Linked DNA regions of Mus musculus: all the other regions are linked to region 2. The links are chromatin loops, found by intact Hi-C in ENCODE. Cell type or tissue: heart. All regions are shown on one strand.

Region 1 (2,500 bases), 210 kb after region 2:
AGGCAACTGTCAGTATATCCAGCTTCCAGGTCCCTGGCGAGCTCGTTCCCCAAGAGAACAAAGTTCATTGTCCTGCCGGTTCCTCTGCTTCAGAGGAAACTGTGACCTCCAGGTAACCTCAGGTTTGCTTTCCTCTCAGAGGAGTCTTGAGGGACTGGAGAACAGGCACAGATCTCTGCCTGCCTCTGGGACCTCAGCATGAAACAGGACCCGATGTACCAGCGTCTGTTGGCAGGACTTGCTTATGGTGTTTATTCCCAGAGATAAAGCATGCGTATCAGCACGGGGCTCGGAAGAAAGCTACAGCAGAGGGCTGGCTACCAAGGCTGTTCTATGCCTTGTGTGTGTGGTAGTTATGTCCCCGGGGGTCGGACATGGAGTCCTGAAGGGAAGAAGCAGAATCTTAGACACACATACTGGGGGATCTTGGGACATACGTAGGAGGGTCTTGGATCTAGTCAGAGCAAGATTCCAGCCATTCACAGCAAAGTGTGGGTAGGGAACGGGGCAATGAGCTTTCAGCACAGCCATTGAAAACTCTAAAACTTCAACAAACAAAATGGACAAAGATCAGGGTCCAGAGCAGAACACCAGTCTGTTCTCTCAGGAAGGAATGACAGACACAAGGTCACTGTTGATGGCAAAGCCCACTTAAAGTGCCCCTGGCCCAACCAGTCAACACCCCTGAACGCTGGCTGAGAAAAACACTGGCTGCTTCCATCTTCCTAGTTGCCCCAAACCTGACTGACCACACCTGCCCATGCCGATTTAGCCTTCCTCCAGCCTCCTTGTCTGGGAGAGGCAGAAAGAATAAAAACTGAGTGGTCTTCTGACCCTTGGATTATAGCCACGCACCATCCCCCATCCGCCATCCTTCTCTTCCCCGTTCCTAAGCAACCCTACACATAGCCCTGTAGCCCTTAGCAGACTCTTCACTCCACCACAGTGCCTCCCACACACCGGTGAAGGAAACTTCCAGAAGGTCCATGCTGGCTCACTGCACAGCTGAGGCTACCACAGGCCTCATTGGGGGCTGTGTCATTTCCTTCCCAGGGGAAGAAACTGGAAACCCAGGCAGGTGGAACCTGGGCACTGAACATTGAGCACCTCAGACTGCAGCCTGCCCCTCAGTGTCCCCCTCCCCCCTCCCCCAGTCTAAGTCTTTGCACTTGGCAGGTGGGTCCCTCTAGCCCTGGCTCTGTGGCTGAGGGATGGCTGTATAGCTGTCAGCTCTGTGAGTGGCATGCAAGCATACACAGACTGAGTGCAGAGATAAGGTTCATTTCACTTTTCTCCACAAAATCCTGTGTGAGAAGCCTGGGTTTGGCGCCCGTACATGGATGACTGCATCTTCAGAGATGTGCACAAACATTCTTAGGGAGATTCCCAAAAACCAGTCTCGTCCAATGCGGAAGCAGTGGCTGGCTGTGGTTACTCTGCCCCCTAGTGAGCACTTTGGGTTAAAGCAGCTTATAGTGGAGGGTACCTGGTAGATAGACCCAGGATGGCACCCACACTCCCTACATCCCTCCACCCGGCTCCTCTGGTAAGCAGAGGACATCCTCAGAGATAAATAGGACTCCACAGACAGTGGGGAGCAAGGGGGGGAACGACATCATCGGGCGCTGAGCTGGGCTTGCTTATAGAGCTAGTTGTGCAACGCCTGTTGATCTTGCTTCTTTGATGATTCTTACTTCGCTGAGAGAGGAGGCACAGCCAAGAACATCTCCTGGTGTTGCTGCTGGTTCGTCCTGCTGACTCATGCCAATTTGACTGAGGCCTGGCTGTTTCTGCTAGGTCGTGCCCCTACTGCTGTCCCAACACTACTGAACTGGACTGCTGGTGTATCTGTGAAGAGTTTGTGAATGGATCAAGAAGCCGCTGCCAACCTGTGAACTGAACTGCTGATTTCCTGACAACGCAGATGGGATTTGCTCCAAAGAACCACTTCTAAACAGGTCCACTTACCCCACGTCCTTTCTTTTCACTACCTCTGGTGGGTGGTGGGCTAAAAGGGAGGTTAAAGCATTTGAGAACCATCATTAAAAGTAGGCTTTGGAAATTAAAACCACAGGTGTTTATTTGGCTTTCTTCCAGGGCACACTGTCCATCCTGTAGGGAAGTCACAGCGGGTACCTGAAGCAGTTAGTTGTATCCGCTCTGCCTCTCTGCCCATGTGTACCATTCAGGGCCCAGACACAGGGGATGGAGCCCACCCACTGTTGGATTTGGTCTTCTTCATCATTTAGCATCAAGACATCTCCCATAGGCATGCCCATAGCAAATCTGATCTAGACAATCCCTCATAGCGGCATTCTTCACCAGTGATTCTAGATTGGGTCAAGTTGACTATTAAAGGTAACCGGAAGTGGGAAGTGGGTTTAATTTCTGAAGGAAAGGGACACAGCCACCTGTCTGCTGTGAGGAGTACTGCATCTGGTCGGACACAGGACCGTTCTGTAGACATACAGACATACTCTCTGGTCCCCAAGCTCCTCTC
Region 2 (2,500 bases):
CTAAGCAGCCTGGTCTAAGCCTCAACACACAGCACTAATCCAGGGCGGCGATCCATAGAAACACCTGCTGACCCAGGGTTTCGCGGCTTCCGCTAGGGAAGGCTCGGGCCGCAGCTTCTCCCCGGGCGGGCGGGCGGACGGGCGGGCCTCCCTAGCGTTGGCCCCGGTGGCTGCTGGAGGAGGAACCCAGCCAGGTGCTCGCAGGCCCTCGCCGCCGCTCACCTGGTACAGCTCCTCCAGGTTGTACCTGATGGATGTGCTGCTCTGGATGGCCTTGACCGCTTCGTGAAGCTTCCGCCACGTGTCCTGAGTGTAGTTGTCAGGCAGCCGCGGCCTGTCTGTGGGGGAGAGAGGGTCAACGGCCGCGCGGGGACAGCACAGGCCGGGGCACCGAGGCAGGGCCCGGCCGGGCTAGCCAGGAGGTGCGGGATCGGGGCCAGCTGGGGCGCGGGGACGTGGCGGAGCGTGAGGTGCAGGGACAAGTCGGGTTGCGGCGCCGAGACGGGACAGTGCGGGAACCAGGCGGGCCGGGGCGCGGGGACAGGGCCTGCCGGGCAGCCCCAGGAGGCCCTGTCCGAGCGCGCGACCCGCCGGCCGCCCCGTTCGCTCCTCACCGGAGCGCACCCACCTCGGAAGTTCTTGATGACCAGCTTCCTGGAGCCTCCCGTGCCCCCCGGCTTGGCGGGGCCACCGGCCAACGCCGCGGGCTTGGTGAGGCCGTTGGTGCGGCCCATGAGAGCCGAGACGCTGCCCTTCCGAGGGCCCTCGTCCGCCATGGCTGGGCCGGACGCCGCCCCGCCCCGCGCCGCCCGGCTCCTCCTCCTGCCCTGCGCCCGCTCCGTGCGCGCCCGGCTCCTCCTCCTGCTGCTGTCGGGCTCCGCCCGTGAGCGCTCGGCTCCTCCTCTTTCTGCTCGCGGCCGGGTCCGCGCGCCCGAGGCCCAACCGCCGCGGCGCGCACCGGAACGATCCGGCTCCTCCTCCTATGCGCGAACTCCGCCCAAGGAGGGCTCGGGGACTCGCAGGCGTTCTACAACGAATGCTCGCGAGAGGGCGCCGTGACACCTGCACCGAGGGCTCCGGAGCTCGCCGCCCCACGTCACGTCGAGGGCCGTGACGAGGACACCCCGGCGAGGACTTGAGTGGATAAAAGCACCCGGCAACCTTGCCTCCTGGATCACCTTACACCTAGGATGCTCAGGGATGCTGCTCCGTGCGCTAGCGCGCCGAGGGGTTGGGGACGGGATGCTCTGCACCCATTTATCTGGGGTGCCCCAGTGTGAGATGTGGGAGGACTCAGGAACACATCCTAGGAGTGCGCGGGACGCCTTCCCAGTGGGCTCTGGACTTTGGTTCCGGGAGAGTCAGGAGCGCCTCTGCACACGGAGGGTTGGGGATCGGGTCACCCTCATGGGAGAGGGGTGCGAGGAATCGGGTCGCTAGCACACCGACGTGACCAGGGACACGTTCCCAAGTCGGTTGGGAACTCCTCCACGTCAGTCCTCCGCCCTCGCGCGCGCCCCCGCCGCACCCGAGGCGTCCCGGCGACCGCGCTGACAGCTGCCCCCAAAGAAGTGCTCTCACCACCGGCTCGGCTCGGCTCGGCTCGGCTCGCTCCACCTTCACCCGCTCCGGAACCAACGTGCAGAGGTTACCGTGTGGGGACAAGGAGCGGAAACGGACCTGCGCCGGAAGTGAGGCACTCAACACCCGCGGCCGCCGCTATGGCGCACATCACCATTAACCAGTACCTACAGCAGGTGGGTTTCGCTTGGTATCCTGGCCTACGGGCCACGAGGGGTGAGTCCTGGGGCCGGGTCGGACGGTGCCGGGGGTCCTGCGGCTGGCCTCGAGGCGAGGAGGGTGTGCTGCACGCGGTGGGCAGCCTGCCTTGTTCGGAAGTTGCAGGTGCTGCCCGGTGGACCAGGAGGAGGAGGATCCGAGGTGGAGGTAGCAAGATCGGGGCCACTTGTAGAAACGGTTGTCTGTGTAGTCAGCGCTGCTGTCCGCACGAAGCACGTTGTGTCTCTTGGCAGCGGTGCCCATCAAGGCTTTACTTAAAGCCTGGGAGTGGCACAGGCAAACACTGTTGCATCCGGGTGGAGGGCCGTGATTGCGTCTTCTAGGGTGTTGAAGATGTGAATCCCACTAGGCAACACACCTGGTGCAAGGGGCAGCCAGATAGGGAAGACTGATGAACGTTTTAACTGACTACACTTGCTGCTCATGGCTGCTTATGAACCTTGGATTTGCGCTTAGCTCTATTACCAAAGCCCCCTTTTCCTGTCCCAAACAGCTCAGTTTTGGGTACTACAGTACTAGAAGCAGTACTTGTGTGCTTCTTAAGTAGCGGCACTATTGTCGGTGCTGCGTGTGCATATGTATTCTCTTTGATTCCATCACAAGGCCCTCCTTGAAGAGCTCCGTAGGCGGCTAACCCAAGTCTTCCCAGCTCAGAAGCATCAGAGACTGGCTCTACAGTGCACATGTTTAACACTTAGCA
Region 3 (2,500 bases), 130 kb after region 2:
ACAGACATAAATGCCCAGCTGGGTCATAATTCCGCAAAGACCTAGCTCAGCAGGATCTTCTCATTGGACCCAGTAGGGGCATCAGGAGGCCCTACTCCATCTCACATTGGTTTGGGGCAGCAGAGGTCAAATACCCCAAGCCCTGTGACATCAGTGAGAAAGGCCCTACAAGAACTCATGCTATGTCCTCTGGGCATGGCGTGGTTGCTTCCCTCTTTAAATCAGAACACCTGTGAGTACTCACAAGCTCAGACCTACTATCCCCTCATAGAAGGAGTGGGTGGGGGGAGTCACTGGACTCCACCTGAGATTCTAGGCACCCCGCTCCTACCCGCCTCCCTGCACATAATCCTGTCTGGCTCTACATGGTTTGGGGTTGCCTTTACTGTGGTGCAGCTGTTCGGGGGTAACCCATGAACATGTAAGAAACCCAGACAATGCATGACTTTGAAAAGACGGACTTGGATGGACCTTTCTTGGCTTGTCATCGACATCATCTGCCCAGGAGAAGTTAGCCCTTATAGTTCTCATCAGTAGGTGCATCATGGGTAACAGTAAACACTCAAGGGCCAGCAGCAAGAGTGAGCGGGTGTTGGGGCTGGGGTACAGCAACCAGCACTAAGAACCCACGACCTGAATCCATGAACACTGGCATCCCAGTGGTTGGTAGAGGGCTGGTCAAGGCGACATGTTCCCCTGTGGTGCCTGGATGAAGGGAACAGGCATGTGAGATCAGCAGAGGGGGTGGGGGCCTGGAGAGAGGCAGCTGGAGTGAGCTGACCAGAGGCCCAGGGGTCTCAGGATAGGTTCACCACAGATGGAACCTCTCTTGCCAGTGGGACATGTCCCCTTGATTGTGTAATGTCTCGTCCTACCCAAGTGTCACTGTCTTAGTGACACTGGTATTTAAAAGCAGGTGTTGGAATACAGTGTACAAGATTTACAAAGGAGTTATAAGGATGGAAGGGGTGGGGGAGGGGGAGTAAGTGAAACCAGGCCAGACAGAGGAGCCATGGGGCTCACAGTAAACCTGACTTGACAATGGTTTGACTAATGGCGCCCTCGTGTGGTCAGTATGAAGCTGCACATTCAGGAGGGCACTGGAGGTGGGTCATTAACTACCCTCTGGGCTCCTCCTACCAGGTGCCCAGGCCTCACAGCTGACTGCCCAGAGAGCATAAAGGGACAGTTTGTGAGGGCCCAGTAAGTGCACAAGGGCAGCGCCAGGACAATAAGGCCATATTCCCGAGGTTACCCATCTTCCCTAGGCTGCCTGGTTGGCTCCTGTGGGTTCAGATTTTGTTTGTTTGTTTGTTTGTTTGTTTGTTTTAGCATTGGCTGAGGATGCCTGGAGTCAGCCAGCAGACTCACAGTTTTATTAGACTTTCCTGAAACACATGGGACCTGGTCCTTCTGGGCAGGAACAGGGATGGGGTCACAGAACAGGGTGGGCTCCTCCCACCTGTGCATAGTATTACTTATGCCTGGCTCTGGGCCGGTGTCCCCAGCCCCAAGGCTCCCTGGGGCACAGGTGCATGCTATGCGCTGGTGGAGGGCAGAGGGACTCAAACACTCAATGATCAAAGTACTCCTGGCTCTGGAGGACAGGGAGACTGATGGAACCCACAGGTCAGCAGCAGCCACTGGGCACAACCAGCCCCTCTCTGAACATTGGAGAAGAATCAGAGCCTCTGATGTCAAAAATGGTGTGAATATACCCAACTCACAGCCATCTTGGCTCAGGAGCCTCTGCCCTCACTTTCCCTGGTCTCTCTGTCAAAAGCTCCTGTGAGCTCTGTCAAATCAATCTGTGCTCAGAAAGAACTCATCACACCTCACAAAGAAATTGTTGCATGTGCACATGCGTGTGTGTGTGTGTGTGTGTGTGTGTGTGTGTAGTGGGGGAGTTGCCACTCACTGTCTCCATTGTGGCTTCAGGGCACTTGTTAGTGTCCTCCCTGAGGGCTGCCCAAGGCTGCCAAGATCTTTCTCCTCAGGCACCCCTTCTACTTTGGATTAACAAGTAGTATTCTGACACACTGGCTCCCTCTCAGCCACTGTCAACTCCCTGAATAGCAGCTAATGGCACTGTGTGACAGGGTGGAGGAAGGGCCTGGGGAAGGCCACCAAGAGCCACTATTTGTGCCTCCCCGAGTTACCGCATGGTACAATGGCACAGACTCTAGCAGGGTGATGGCAGCTCTTCTTCCTCTTGAACAAAAGACCAGGACAGTCACTGCCCTTGCCTCTGAACGCCAGGCATGTGCTGGTTACATGACACGTGTCACAGACTGCAGCTGCCCAGTGTGGCAGCCCCTAGCCATGTGTGAGCAGAAACAACTACTTTGTTTTCTTCCATTTTAACTTTAAGCGGCCACACGTGGTCAGTGACTATCACACTGGATGGCAGTTACAGAGGAAGATAACTAATGAGTGATGGAGAGGAAGTGGCCTCTGGTGGGGTTAGGAGAATGCGACTCAGAAGAACAGGGCGGGACCG

The links. A loop is a pair of places that touch in the nucleus more often than their neighbours do. Peaks named below come from ENCODE experiments on the same cell type or tissue, not always from the same donor. Only the 100,000 strongest peaks of a DNase experiment are listed, where the experiment ranks them.
Region 1: it touches region 2 in a loop (5-fold over the local background); 10 of 42 quality-filtered maps call a loop at or near these places.
Region 3: it touches region 2 in a loop (2.2-fold over the local background); 13 of 42 quality-filtered maps call a loop at or near these places.

The regions. Positions count from the first base shown.
Region 1 is chr8:12,895,637-12,898,136 of GRCm38, reverse strand. It overlaps a transcript of Mcf2l not described here. Among named protein-coding and RNA genes, the nearest start is that of Gm15353, 13 kb to the right of the region's middle. In heart, CTCF peaks have their summits at 1,446 (motif pointing left) and 2,426; DNase peaks (open chromatin) are centred at 146, 926 and 1,427; H3K27ac peaks cover 760 bases; H3K27me3 peaks cover 324 bases.
Region 2 is chr8:13,104,032-13,106,531 of GRCm38, reverse strand. It overlaps Pcid2 (PCI domain containing 2), which reads left to right and starts at 1,189. Exons shown (of 14, transcript NM_178708.3): 1 at 1,189-1,757. The coding sequence starts at 1,722. It overlaps Cul4a (cullin 4A), which reads right to left and starts at 909. Exons shown (of 20, transcript NM_146207.3): 1 at 629-909; 2 at 223-338. The coding sequence starts at 776. In heart, a CTCF peak has its summit at 1,058; DNase peaks (open chromatin) are centred at 871 and 1,661; H3K4me3 peaks cover 2,500 bases; H3K27ac peaks cover 2,460 bases.
Region 3 is chr8:12,977,493-12,979,992 of GRCm38, reverse strand. The region is part of intron 3 of Mcf2l (mcf.2 transforming sequence-like); the gene reads right to left. Among named protein-coding and RNA genes, the nearest start is that of Gm38671, 31 kb to the right of the region's middle. In heart, a CTCF peak has its summit at 1,068 (motif pointing left); no DNase peak of the experiment used is centred here; H3K27me3 peaks cover 386 bases.